Regions from separate parts of the Homo sapiens genome. Here regions 1, 2, 3 and 4 are each linked to region 5. Evidence: chromatin contacts called from ENCODE Hi-C or POLR2A ChIA-PET data. All regions are on one chromosome and are shown on one strand. Each heading gives the region's core, a stretch centred on a gene start or an enhancer-like site at or near the end of the contact. The rest is flanking DNA. Distances are from core to core; before and after follow the strand shown.

Region 1 (2,700 bases), core at 10-2,509, 6.6 Mb after region 5:
GTTATTGGAAGACAGCAGTGGAATGAGATTAAAACTATCAAGGGAAATTATTTGAGCCTGGCTGTAGACATTAAGTACTATAGATTCTTAATACTGATTGCCTTTTATGGAATAAAATATACAAATGTAAGTATTAAAGTGAAAGAAAAGCTATAAAACTGATTTATCTGGCTACTGCTAAGCTACAGTGATTTGAGGAGAAGGTCCTAGCTGACCACTACCCTCAGCAAGTAATGGCATTGCTTTCAGGATATGTTGGACTTTTCCCCCACCGGAACAAGGGTAAAACTTTAGGTTCTATGATAGGGGGACAATTCAATAGTTGTCATTCGTCTTTTCCACTTTTCAGTTTCTGAGAGTATGGTTATTACAAAGGCAGAAGTCTTTTAAACCATAGCAAGTAGTTAACAAGTTTACTAACCGCATTTAAAGTGCTCCTTAACAGGATCCTAAGTACCCACGGTCCCCAGTTGTATGAACAGGGTCTTAAACAACAACAAAAAACCCCAAACTAGAAAAAAAGCCTTAAGTGATAATGGCATTCCTCTCTGGAGGCGAATTTTGGACGGTCTTATAATTTTTCTAGACATTTACTTGTGTTTTTCTGAGTTTTCTTCAATGAGTATTTGTTTCATCTTTACAATCAGAAAATATAGTTTGTGTTTTCTGGTAATGCGTGTGTGTTGGAAAAAAACAGGCAAGCTGTCTTCCGATCCTTTCTGCCGTTCCAAAACTTATTTATTCTCTCTACAAAAATACCAAGTCAGGGCTGCGTGAGCTCCACGGACCTCCCGGGAGTTTGGGGTGAAGTGCCCTTCCCTGGCTAGGAAGACGGAGGCAAGGAATTGCTAACCCGCTCTCACGAAACTGGTTCCCAGCAGGACCAAGGAGGGCATCTCCCTGGGGGCTAGCAGGCACCCGGGCGCTCGGGGACGCCGGCACCCACCTGGACGGGGCCTTCAGGTTGCTCTTCCGGAGGAACTCCTCCTCGTAGCGGAGCAGCTTCAGCTTCTCCACCAAGTCCTCCATCACCACGAACATGTGGTAGGCCGCGCCGGGCCCCCGCTCCAAGACCACTTCCCCGGTCCCTTCGCCACGGGACCTAGGCACCCCATCTTCCAAACCCGACGTCGTGACGACGGCCAGAGCAGCAGTCATCGCAGAACGGACAGAGTCCAGCGTGGGCTCAGGCCCACAGACCTCTGCGGCCTAAGCCGCCAGCCCTGCCGCCGCCAGTACAGCCACGACCGGTTACCAGGCGACCACCGGACAATCCGTCACCAGGGAAACTAGACTCCGCCTCCTTCCCTCCAATCAGGGCGGCTTTCCTGAATGACGTCACCTGTGGCCCTCTTCTTGCCCTGCCTCTGTGGAAATGGTGGTCGGGAAGCAGCCCCGCCCCTCATGGAGGCGTGGCGTTCGCGCCCCACTGCCGGCTGCGTCTTCTCCCTCGCTGAAAGTCTGAAGGGAGCCGGCTTACGTTTCTGCTCCGCTTGCCTAGTGAGTCTTGAGCTGGCTTGAGGTGTGTTGGACCTGGTGGTTGCTAAAAGCAATTAAGCGGGCATCTGGGTCAGCTAGTAGCTGTTAAAAAGATTAAAGGGAGGTGAAGACGTGTAGCACTGAAGGCTGCACTGGCTCACTGATACCTTTATTTTCTCAGAATTGAAAAGTTTTTCATAGTTGTAAAGATAGTCAATACCATAGGTTTCACTTTTACTGCAGGAACTTTCCAACGAGAGGTTTCTCTCGTTCTTTCTTTAATTTTATCTTTCTCTCACTAGGCAATGCTGCACTTAACAGTATATTGTAAAGCTTGAAGTACTGTATTACGTTGCCTGGCTGTTACTCCAGTGCTAGGAAAGTGGTTGGAAGGATGAGGAAGACAATGAACAAAAGGAGGCATTTGGAAGGATTTGTTTTACTTCAAAAACAAGAATACTAAGCTTCCATCCTGCTGCTTAATCTGTTTCAAACCCATTACATGTAGTATAAAGTGTTTGGGTACTTCGTTAAATCCAACAGAATAGAGATGGTCTTAAAAGGAATTTCCCTGCCCTAAAGCTCTAAGGGTGGCTAAAGATAGGGTGTTACTACTGTATTCTGCAGTTATTGACCTAGAAAATTTAAGAAAAGGTACATAACTGACCACAGAAATGGCCCAGCTTTACAGTTTTCAAAAGGCTTCTGTATTAGGCAATTTTCTTAACAGTTGCAAAAAATGAGGTAAGTGGTGGATGCCTGGCAGTTTTTGGGAAGAAAACTTAGTACAAGAGATTGAACATATGTTCATGTTTATAACGTGACTTTTAAGGGCTCTCTGATCTCTTGTATCTGCCACTACAAAATATAGAAGGGCTACATTTTTGGACAACTGAAATTTGAAATGTATCTACAATATCCTGTTTTTATTAGAAAAAATGAGAACACTTTTCATTGTAATCCGTCTACAGCTAACTTGTTTCTGATACTAATAAGGTTATCAAAGTGAAAAGTCAGAAGGGCAAATACCATTTTTTCATTAAAGAAAGGAAGTACATAAAATTACAGACTTATGTAGAGAATAACCTGAAGGGCAGCCCACTGAGAATTGCTTTTTAAATAAATAACATTGCTTGCCTACCACAAGTCATGAGCCAGCTGCTTTTAATAAAGTTGAGTGAGAAAATTGGATTTGATGTTACCCCACTACCAAATTGATCT
Region 2 (2,700 bases), core at 41-2,540, 6.5 Mb after region 5:
CACAAGCCTTTAGGAACGGCACACCGAGGCTAATAATCAGTTTAAAATCGAATTAATTTAGCATTCTAGAATAAATGTAACAATTGCTGTCACTGGTGCTCAAGCTGAATTCTGAATCTTATAAAAGTTCACAAAAGGCTCTATGGATGTGAAGTGTGACAGGCACTCACTGTAGAGCTACGAATGTTTCTATTCCTTGCTCAGTTTTTACAGACGAAGCACACGTTTTACAAAAGCGAAATGGATTCCAAAAGCTCGGGGTGGGGGTGGGGGGGTGGAGGTTCTTTGGCGTCGAAAAACACCAAATCCCATTCTGCTGCACATGTTTTGACTGGAGGTTACTGTCTTCCTATTTCAGGCGAAAACCAGATTACTTTTAAAACGGTTCCCCCAAATAAAGTGGGAAAAACTTCAACGTACAATTTAGAATGTATGCAAGTGGCTGATGGGGCGTGAGGGTCACGAGAAAGGAAGAGTTTCCAGCAAGCTTATTTTTAGGATTAAAAACGACAGCAAAAATTACACGGCCGGAAGATTCTTCTGATTGAATGCTGAGTTGAAAATGAAACTTAATTGTGTCCTTTACGTCCTCTTCGCTCCTATGTTCATGTGGGAGGCAAACGGCAGAAACCCCTTCTCACCGACTTCGCCAAAATGCGCACTTCCATCGCAAGAGGCCCGGGCCCTCCCACTCTCCCTCCCTCAACCCCAAATGCGTCTAAGCACTGAGAAGGGAGAGGGGTGCGAAAGAAGGGGATCCCTAGCAGCTGCAGCCCCTTGCCTCTGATCGCGCCCTTTCTTGCTAGTTAATTTTTGCGCGAGGTGCGCGGTTTGGAGTCTTCCTGTGTGTGTGCATTTGGAGATGGAGAACCGGGTGGAGGAGATGAGCCCCGCTCTCACCCAGGGGGAAGAAGACGACCAGGGAAAGGAAGGGAGGAAGAAGGGGGGCGCCCGATTCCCCGTGGGGCCCTCCCACGTCTGCACTTCGGGCGCTCAGGGCCCGAGTGTTCTGCGCCCCGGCCACCCTCTTCAGGGCGCCGCCGGGCTGGCTGGGGCGCAGCCCACACGCCCGCGGGGGCGAAGCGACAGCAGCCGCAGGGCTGGGAGCGAGGAGCCACTCACCGCAGCACGCCGAGCCCAGCAACAGCGCCGCTACCAGGGGCCACATCTCCGCGCCCGCCGCGGGGTCGCCGCCGCCGCCGCAGGTGTCCGGAGCAGCAGCCGCCGCCGCCGTTACAGGCAGGACCGACCGCCGCCGCGCGTCACAGGCAGGACCCACTGCCCAGGCTGCACGGCCGCGCGCACGCGCGCTCCCACTGCTTCCCGCCCGCTCCCCCGCCTGCTCCCCGCCCGCGAGAGCCGCGCACGCGCACTCGGCCCCGCCCCGCAACCGCTGCTGTTGACGCGGCGCCCTCCCCAGTCGCAGGCTCCAGACCCGGGGCCCGCCTGCCCGCTCCACGGAGGCCGGATGCCTGCTCCAGGGCGGTGGCACGCGCCGCGCTTCCAGGTCACGTCCTGTCGCACCCGCCCGCCCCTGGGGTCCGCGTGCTCGCCCGCCGCAGGAGGCTGAACCCTGTGTTCCCACGCTCGCCGGGGACCTCATTGCACCCGTTCCTGTCCGCGGGTCGGTTCCTGCCTTTCGCGCGGCGCTGGGCCCCACTGTCCTCTCTCTCTACTTTTCTCCTCTTTGCTTTCACTCCCACCCTCGCGCTTCAGGGGCCGGGTCCCGTCCCGCCCCAGCCCGCGTCTCTCCCTGGACCCGACGTCCGGCTGCGCGCGTGGACCAGGACACCTAGGCTTTCACCAGCGCCCGTTTCCTCCGGACGCGGCCGTCTAGCGCCGAAGCGGTCCCTGAGCCCGAGGCCGCCACGCCCAGGGCAGGGCGGTGGTCGGGTACCTGCCCGCAGGGAGCTTCCACTCGCCCCTCGCGGGCTCTGCGTTCGGCTCGTCTACTCGCTCTGCTCTTCCCTATGCGGTTCTCTTCCCTCTTTCTCACTTGGTTCTTTAGTGTTTTCATCCTCTGATCAGGGTTAATCAAACAAGTTCCATTCACGGTGGTAAACATTGTTACCTGTGAACACCGCCACCACCGGGACTAGCGAGCATTGTCGCAAACAGGCATTAGCAGCGTATCCAACACATCCCCACCAGCAAGGTTATTGAGCTTGGTTTGTGACTGCCCCATGTGCAGCCCTCTGCGCTGCGCTTGGGTTTAACATGCTTGAAAAATGGGTTCGAAATGTGGCCGCAAGCCACAATAGGGACAAGGCTTTTGAATTTATCGCTGAATCACACAGGCCACATCATTCATCCTGAAGCAAAAGTCTTTTAAAGATACTTTTAACCGTTATCCTAACTGATGTACTCTCTTATCAAAAAGTCAGGCTCTGGTGGCTGCTCTAATGGAGTGCACATCCTGTCCACCTCCTTGATTGTTTTCCTCCTACCTCCTGGGAAAGAAAGCAATTTCCCACCACAATACCCCACTTCTCCAAATCCTCTACACAGTGCGGCTCCTCCCAAGCATCCCATTGCCACAGAAATAAAATCCAGCGTATGAAAGTGGCACTGTCTATGACACTCTGTACCAGTGTATTGTATACTATCGAGCTTCTTCCTGTAATTGCTTTTTTGTGTGAACCTCTTCCCCACAGCATTATCAATTCTTTTAAATCCGAGAGCATTTTAAGTATTCCCTCC
Region 3 (2,700 bases), core at 180-2,679, 5.9 Mb after region 5:
TGGGGCTGTGTTGCCCACGCCTCGCGGCGCGGGCGGACACACACCCTGCTAGGACTAGCTCAGTCCTCCCAGTTTCCCTTCCGAGATGCCTCGGAATCTTTACCACGGTTATCAAACGATTCTGTGGATCAGTAGTTCCCAACTTCTAGGGACAGACGCCCTTTTAAAATTCAACGTAACAGACCACCACCCTCCAAACAGACTGTGATAGCCGTATTTTTAAATTCTCTACTGATTGAGAAAACTCAAAAACAATTAAAAACTCCAATAGAGCCTACAGTACTTTCAAATGACTGTATATTTTAATTATAGCATTTGCATACAACTGAGTTTATTTATCTATGCTGTACGCTAAGTTTAGGGGCAGGCTTGGTGCACAGATGGTTTCGCCCACCCTTTGCACAGGGCAAGCCCCCCCCAGGCGCCCAGGCTGGGAGGCCCAAGTCCCGGCAGCTGCTGCGGTGGACTTAGAGGCAGCAGCTCCTGCTTCTGCCCCAAACGTTCAGTGTAGTCGGATTCCCGGGGACAGCAGGGCAGTCTGCGCGCACATCCCCGGGGCATCGCAGGACACCTGCTGCCCCCTATCGGTGGTGAGAACAATAACCCGAACCCGGTTGGAATCAACTGGAAGAGGCCTTTTGAAAAAAAGAATATTCCAGGACTACGCAGTAGCCAGACGACTCTCTAAGAACATGGGTTTCCGCAGTCAGCTCCGACTGCCTCGTTTTAATGCAGTTTTTCGCCATTGTAGGAGAGCATGCTGGATCGAAGAGGACTCTGACACTGCTTCGGTGAAGGCGGGGAGTGGGGAAGGGGGGGTGTTGAAGGGGTTCAAGATACACCCAAGGGTCTATTTGTTTTCCACCTCCCTATTCAGCAACCCATCTGGTCCTTATGCAAAGCACTTGCCTTCTCCCGGGATGGGGACACACATCAGAGCACAGCGTGGTGTTTTCCCAAGCCCCCGAGGCACCTGTTCCCTCACATTACACCTTGAGGAGAGTCCAGTGACCTCTGCTGCAGAGGCGACAAAGGCTCCCTGGGAAGCCGGCCTCAGTGGTGTCCAGGAATGGCTTTCAAACAGCGTGTACTCCTGTGGTCCCTTTAATAAACATAGGACTATGCTTCAGAAAAGCAAAAATAAATGCCGAGAAGTAAAAGGAAGCTATCGGTTACCCCGTTACCTCTGAAGCCTGTATATGTGAAATTTTCTTCTGAGACCGAGCATTAAAATTTGCTTCCACTTGGACATAGCCAAGATTGCTAACAGGCTGGGAACGTGTGTGTGTGCGTGTGTGTGTGTGTGTGTGTGTTGCTACATACTCTGGGATTTCTAATTTTATTTTCATCACTTTCTCCCCGCTTATTACTACCCCCCCACCCCAATACACACACACTTGGCAGTATCCTAACTTCTTCACTCTTGTCCACATTTGTCTTGGCGCTCTGGGGAAGAAGGTAAGAATAGATAGACGAACGAAGGTGCGTGCAAGAAAGGAGGGAGGGGAGGAGGTACGGTCGGCTTGCACACCAGACTGTGCTTGTTTGAGCAGGAATAGTGGCGGGGTGTCTTCGAGAGGATAACGGAAATGCCCCACCACACGCCCACAGCGCAAGTGCCGGCGTCCCCAATCGGCCAGTGGCAGCAGCAGAACCGGGGTCCACTTGGCACCTCAGGGGCTCTCGCCCGTCCGCTCTGGGCGTCGGGCTGTCCAGTTTCCCTGGGAATCTGGGAGAGGAAGGAGGCTTAGCTAGCTCTGTTCTCCCTGCCAGTACGCTGTGGCGGCGGCCCCTGGCCAGGGCCCGGCCAACTCCCCGCTCTTGGGTGGCTGCAGGTGCCCAGTGGCCCATCCCCAGCGGGGGCGAAACGCCGAGCTGGCCGAACCTTCCACACGTCCAGCTCGGAGTGCGTCTCAGTCGCGCGGCAGAGGCCCCTGGGCCCGGGCGCTCTGGGTTCCCGCGGCCTGTGGGCGCGGTGCACAAGGGCGCGGGCGGGCGGCGGCAGCTCCCAGGCGGAAGGCGCGGCGGGGCCACGGTCACCGCCGCCGCCGCCGGGGCTCGGGCGGAAGCGCGGGCTCCGGGGGGAGGGGCTGCCGCGCCCCCGCAAGGCCCAGGGATCCCGGCCCCGAGCGGCTCCCATCCGAGCAGCAGCGGATCCCGGGCCGCCCTTACCCTCGCCGGGCAGGGATGAGCCCTGGTCAGGTTCAGCCGCAACCCCGCGCGCGGCGGGGCGAGGCCGAAGCCCACGCAGGTCCGCCCGGTGTGCGTCTTTCACTCGCACACACTGAGCCCCTTGCCAGGCGCGCAGGCCCGGGCTACGAGGCCGGCTGCTCCGCCGTCTGCCACCTCCAGGACCCAGAGCCGCCAGCCCTGGGCTCCCGGCAAGCTGTGACTTCCCGGATGGGGCCATGCTTTTCTTCCAGGACAATCGGGGCTCCTCCCCTCCCGGCGATCTTTCTAGGAGGCCACCTCCAGAGATTGCGAGGCGATTTCCTCCCTGCCGGTACCAAACTGTAACTCCTCTCGCTACAGACGCGGAGAACCAAACGCTGACTATTTGGCGAGGGACCACCACCACCCAGAAAAACACACGGTTCAGTGTGCGTTGATTGTTTGCATCAGCGAGTTCATGGCGAATAGAAGTTCTCTATTTTTGATAGCCCTGATTTTCAAGCGTTTTAAAAGTTACGTTCTGTTTTC
Region 4 (2,736 bases), core at 61-2,560, 7.6 Mb before region 5:
TAGAAAATGAATGGACACACAGATCCCTACATATTGTGCATAATTTTTTCCCTACAGGAATGTCCTTGTCATTTCTTTTTCTCCAAAGTATATAAAAGAAATGCAAATATTACATACCTCTTTAAAAAATAAACTATTACAAAACAGTCAAGAGATAACAATCTTCATCTTGCAGATACCAAATAGCCAGCAATTTATGTACCTAAAAATCCTGAAACAAACATACATCAAAATGGTTATTTATTTATTTTTGAGACGGAGTCTTGCTCTGTTGCCCAGACTGGAGTGCAGTGGCGCGATCTCGGCTCACTGCAACCTCCGCCTCCCGGGTTCAAGCAATTCCCCTGCCTCAGTCTCCAGCGTAGCTGGGACTACAGGCGCGTGCCACCACACCCGTTTTTGTTTTTTTTTGTTTTTTTTTTTTTGTATTTTTACTAGAGACGGGGTTTCACCATGTTAGCCAGGATGGTCTAGATCACCTGGCCTCGTGATCCGCCCGCCTCGGCCTCACAAAGTGCTGGGATTACAGGCGTGAGCCACCGCGCCCGGCCCCAAATGGTTATCTTTGAGAGCTCCTGTGAGATCTCATTTTCTTCATCTTGTTTCTTTTTAGTATTTTTCACATTTTCTACAAGAAATGCATTTTTCTTTTGTAATCACAATCCCCCCTACAACAAATATCATACAATTCCGTTTCACATATGTAACAGTAATAAACGTTTTAGAGATTAAGGCTTCACTCTCATCTGAACTACTGAGAAAATTTAGCAAGCGAATTTCCCCCTTGTCTTTAACTTACAAGAATTGCCCCAGTGTATTGTTCCTGTAGTCATGCTGCCTAAGTCGGCCAGAATTCTAGAGGGTCCCCATCCCTGAGCAAAAAACAAACAAACAAAAAACAAGAAAAAAGAAAGAAAGAAAAAGAAAAACCCATGCACAAGACCTGAGATCTCTGAATCTCAGTTGGGGACACTGGAGAAAGGAAAGGAACAGCACCGTGGATTGGCAACACATTTTATGTAGGTATAAAGATAGGCCTTGCTGGAGATTTGTCCCGGATCCTCCAGCTTATCTCCGGACGCTCCGGTTGCCTAGTTACGAGAACGAGCTACCTCGAGCTCCGCCTCCTTCTTATAGAGTACTCCCCTTTCTCTTTTCCTAGTCTCGCGCAGGGGCGGGTAGCCAGGACTCTTCAGCCACTCAGAGGCCTCTACCTCAGGACCTCAACCGATGATTGGGCGAGCGCAGTACGGGCGTTGCCTGGGGAACGCCTTCCGCGCCTCGAAGTAACGTCAGCACGTCGACGCGGGGCTTTTCTTTAGCCGGGTCCCGCTAACTCGGCTACGGTGTATCTGCGTCTTTGGTCAGGTTGTTCCTTGGCTAAGAGGGCAGTCGTCGCGGACCCACGCGGTTAGCAAGGCTTAGTGCTCGGGCCGGCCGCCTTCACTTCCCTCCCGGCTTTTCCTCCCGACTTATCCACTTTAGGGGCGTCTCGGAGTGCCGGAGGCCCCCGGGGAAGAGCGGGGTGCCGGTGTCCGCTCCGGGCTCGGATGGGAAGTGGTGGGAGGAGCGACCCGGGATGTTCAGTCTGATGGCCAGTTGCTGCGGCTGGTTCAAGCGGTGGCGGGAGCCTGTCAGGTAGGCTGGAGCCAGCTGTCCTGGCCGTCCTAGGGGTTGGAGATGGCTGCGCCCCAGGGGCGAGGCGCCGCCTTTTCCCCGCGCCTGGACGAGTCTATCCCAGGCCGCAAGGGATGCTTTCATTCCCAGGGTGTCCCGGGAGGGAGAGATTGGAGGATGTAGCCTTGTTGTCTGGTCGACTTTCTGTTGCGATTGACAATGCTTACCGTTGTTATATTTTAAATAGGTTTGAATTTGTTAAAAAGTGTGTGTGTGTGTGTGTGTGTGTGTGTGTGTGTGGAATTGAAAACTATCCATTGTGTGTTTTTCCTCTGAAGCTTTTGTAATGGAAATTCTTTTAAAAAGAGGGGGACATGGAATATAGTTTTCATAATATCCGCACATTCCATTCCAAGTCACACCTCCACACAGTTGTATTTGAGGACGTGGGCTTGAAATCTGGCTCCACTACTTAATAATTACATGACTCAACCATTTTGGCCCCACCTTTCTTAAATATTAAATGAGAGTGATAATACTCTGCTTTAGAAATATTGTATTCAATGAGAACAAGTGATAGTGTTTTCTTAACTGTAATGTAGCTTCCAATTTTTATACGGTCTCTAGTAAAACCTTTTAATTGAAAGGGTCCACTTTTTAACATTTCATTTTGAAATGCTGGAAGTATTAATAATTAGTACCTGTTACTTGATATTCATTCATTCAAAAAATATTTATTAAGACAATACCTTGTGCCAGGCACTGTCTTAGGAAATAATCAGTGAAATTGATGCTTTTGAAACTGAGGCCTAACCTATAAAGAGATCTTGTGTTTGTTACACAAATAATGTTGACTTCACATAGTTCTAGTCTGGAATTGGGCCAAGGGTAAGATAAAGCAAAGTTGTTTTTTTTTTTAAATTGTTAACATTTTAAGTATATTTGCCATGAGAATGAACTATCCTTTAAAGAATGAATCTGAAAAGCTACACTTACACATTATAACAGAAAATACATGTCTAGATTGGAAAAAAAGTAACTTTAAATGAAACTAGAGATTCTTCCCCATTATTAGCTCCTAACTGAATTTGAATGTTTTAAATATAAGTAGTAAGATCA
Region 5 (2,700 bases), core at 142-2,641:
CACAAGGAAAATGAAACAAACATGAATTAAGTACCTGTAAGATAGTTTGCTGGTTACTTTTACATATATGATAAATGATGGATCAGGGACTTCAACCTAGATCACAAAATCACCACCACACTGCCCTGCTTCTGTCATGGGAAACACACTTTGATAATTTCTTCATTCTTTCTCCACTCCCTGGACTTGAAGCCCGAGAAGTAATCCATCCGCAAATATTGAACACTTTTTATATTCATATATGAAACGCACAGTACACAGTTTTTAAAAACTGGTCTCTGTTGTCAAGGAACTTTTGAGCCATTCAGAGAGACAACACTTAAAACACACACACACACACACACACACACAAACTGAGGGAAGTATGAAGTGACCAAATAATGGTATACAAAGATGATCTCATTTGATCCCTATTACCACTCTTTGAGGAGGTACTATTATTATTGCTCTTTTATAGAGAAGAAAAGGTAGCTCTGTAGGCAGTAAGCAAGTCTCAAGGTTACTCAAGCAGGAAAGGGCAAAACAGATTCAAATCCAAGTTCTGACTCCTAAGACTTTCTCTAACTATATATGGTAAGACAAACCCAGAAACTCCAGTTCCCTAAGCAAGTAATAGACCCCATTTGGCTAGGAGGGCTGGATAAATACTGAGAAAGGGGGAAGATGAAGCCGAAAAGGTAGGCTAGGGCCTAATGTAACTCACGGACTTCAGAATGCAGACTGTAGGAATCCACTAAAGGTTTCTTATTAAGGCAGAAATTACTGCAGTCTTAACTTGACATAGTAGTTTCTCAACTTGGTAGAAGCAGACTATACAAAAAGTAACTTTACAGTTGGCTACGTGACTTAGACAAATTACTCTCTCTGACCTCAACTCTTACAGGTAATTGAGAGGAGAATTCTATATTTGGACAATCGCCGTGATTAAACGAGTGTATGAAAGGCGTCTGAAGCTAGGGGGCGCTAGATAAACACTGATTTCCCCTTTAGGGAAAAAGAATGCAGGCTTTTTGTTTACATAGAGTTGGCAGGCATGCGTTATCCAGCAAGGCCGGAACGGAAGACACTCTCAGCCTCAGCTGCAACCACATCTGGGTATGCAGAAACCTTCTAAGATCCCAGCGTTTCCAGGGAGATGCTCCATTTCCCCTCACTTCTCCGGACCTGTCGCTAGACCATGAAGACCTGACTGCCCTCTAATAAAGTGCCTAGCCAGCACTCTTAGACCGCCCAACCTTCCCAGCTCTTCCTTCCGAGGCGGCTACTCGATGACATCACATCCACTTCCGCTTCCGAAGGCGGCCTCTTTTCATTCCTCGGGACCGCTCTAGGCTGCCACCACGCCGGCTGGCCCCAAAAACTCGATGGTTGTTGGGCGGGGTCGTGACGTCCTTGGCGTGGCTGCAGGGGAGGCCGCGGCGGGGAAAATGGCGGACGGGAAGGCGGGAGACGAGAAGCCTGAAAAGTCGCAGCGAGCTGGAGCCGCCGGAGGTGAACACAACCCCAGCGTCGTGGGCAGCGTGGGATGCTCCGGGCCTTTCTTTGAGCTCCCAGGGTGGGGGGAGTGGGGTGGGGCGAGAATGGGCGGATCTGGACCTCACCCGGCCAGGTGTTGGGCCCAGACCTGCCTCGGGCACGCCCGATGCGGCCCTCTGGGCTCCGGGCCTACATCGCCTCCTTGCCTGGGGAGAGCCGGCCACTGTTCGTCACCTCCTGGCCCCAGCGGAGGCCCTGATTCCGAGGAGAAGGGAGATGGGCGCCAGAAAGGGAGACCGAACTCGGGGTGGGACCAGGAGCGGCGGTGCAGGAGCCGCTACCGCCACACCGGAGACGCACATCACACAAAACACACACACCGGAGACGCTCATGAGACATAACATACACACAGTGCGAGCCACCGAGTAGTTGCCGCGGGAACTGGCCGCAGGCTGAGTTTCTGACGGTGCCGGCCTCTCAGTTACACGCAGGAGTTAATTACGCTTGCTGCTCCCTTTTCACTGAGGAGGTGGACAACTCCGGCCTGCTCTCTTTCCTTTACTTCCAAGTTTAATATTGACCCTGTGACAGGATGGGCCGAGGTGATGGAGGGGAAGAGGAATGCCTTTGCCTGCCCTCTGGTTTAAGCTGCGGGGTCTAGGGCTAAGGTTTGGTTGCTTTTCTTTGAAGTATCTCCCTTAGGCTGTTGCCAGCTGACCGCTTGCCAGATACTTAGGCGACTAAATAGTCTAGCGTGACTCTTCCTGTATTTTGTTACGACGTTAAACTCAGGTTACAGCTATCCTTATTCTGTCCATTCCACTCCCTAAATTCGGGTCTTGTGCGTGAAGGAAAAGAAACGTAATCTCTCCAGCTCCCTCTTTGCACATAACAAGACAAGTGACTTAACACGTGCGAGCTGTTTAAAATGTTTTTAGAACATTTTAAACATTATTCTCTATTCTGACCACCTTAGTTATCATTCCCGAAATTATTTAATATGAGAAAATAGAAACGATTAATAGCATATGAAGGCCACTAGTAGACCTACTAACATAATGTTTCATGTTAATTGCCTTGGGAACAAAAATTATTGAAAAGATTAAGTGTAATGTTAATTACTTTGGACCCAGGATTTCCTTTTTAAAAAACACGTACAATTCTGTTAGTTAAGCTGGAACTCCATCTCTCTCTTCCCTCCCCACCCCCTGTCTTTTTTTTTT

What was found. A loop is a pair of places that touch in the nucleus more often than their neighbours do. ChIA-PET counts read pairs that join two places held with the same protein, here RNA polymerase II (POLR2A). Pooled maps may share reads with other maps.
Region 1: a map of B cell shows a loop between it and region 5 (9-fold over the local background). The contact joins the promoter of IFT57 here to the promoter of PCNP in region 5. A Hi-C loop is called at or near these places in 2 of 168 maps with a recorded cell type or tissue (B cell and naive thymus-derived CD4-positive, alpha-beta T cell) and 7 of 50 pooled maps.
Region 2: a pooled map shows a loop between it and region 5 (7-fold over the local background). The contact joins the promoter of CD47 here to the promoter of PCNP in region 5. A Hi-C loop is called at or near these places in 6 of 50 pooled maps.
Region 3: a pooled map shows a loop between it and region 5 (11-fold over the local background). The contact joins the promoter of LINC01990 here to the promoter of PCNP in region 5. A Hi-C loop is called at or near these places in 4 of 50 pooled maps. POLR2A ChIA-PET finds 5 or more read pairs at or near these places in 2 of 52 experiments (H1 and OCI-LY7).
Region 4: a loop to region 5 is called in a pooled map, with 17 times the contacts of the local background. The contact joins the promoter of ARL13B here to the promoter of PCNP in region 5. A Hi-C loop is called at or near these places in 4 of 50 pooled maps. POLR2A ChIA-PET finds 5 or more read pairs at or near these places in 2 of 52 experiments (OCI-LY7 and T-cell).

Annotation. Positions count from the first base shown.
Region 1 is chr3:108,221,165-108,223,864 of GRCh38, forward strand. IFT57 (intraflagellar transport 57) reads right to left here and starts at 1,260. Exons shown (of 11, transcript NM_018010.4): 1 at 947-1,260. The coding sequence starts at 1,158. LOC124909405 (a long non-coding RNA gene) reads left to right here and starts at 1,441. Exons shown (of 2, transcript XR_007095999.1): 1 at 1,441-1,522; 2 at 1,782-2,700. RefSeq lists an enhancer at 979-1,238 and a silencer at 1,174-1,467.
Region 2 is chr3:108,089,741-108,092,440 of GRCh38, forward strand. CD47 (CD47 molecule) reads right to left here and starts at 1,291. Exons shown (of 11, transcript NM_001777.4): 1 at 1,123-1,291. The coding sequence starts at 1,168. RefSeq lists silencers at 1,015-1,764, 1,785-1,834, 1,845-1,904.
Region 3 is chr3:107,429,501-107,432,200 of GRCh38, forward strand. It overlaps LINC01990 (long intergenic non-protein coding RNA 1990), which reads left to right and starts at 1,430. Exons shown (of 3, transcript NR_110039.1): 1 at 1,430-1,458. RefSeq lists a silencer at 1,976-2,225 and an enhancer at 2,436-2,625.
Region 4 is chr3:93,978,845-93,981,580 of GRCh38, forward strand. ARL13B (ARF like GTPase 13B) reads left to right here and starts at 1,311. Exons shown (of 10, transcript NM_001174150.2): 1 at 1,311-1,638. The coding sequence starts at 1,580. RefSeq lists enhancers at 919-1,078, 1,349-1,478.
Region 5 is chr3:101,572,789-101,575,488 of GRCh38, forward strand. It overlaps PCNP (PEST proteolytic signal containing nuclear protein), which reads left to right and starts at 1,392. Exons shown (of 5, transcript NM_020357.3): 1 at 1,392-1,491. The coding sequence starts at 1,428. RefSeq lists enhancers at 603-1,548, 992-1,261, 1,362-1,491, 1,572-1,731, 1,752-1,911.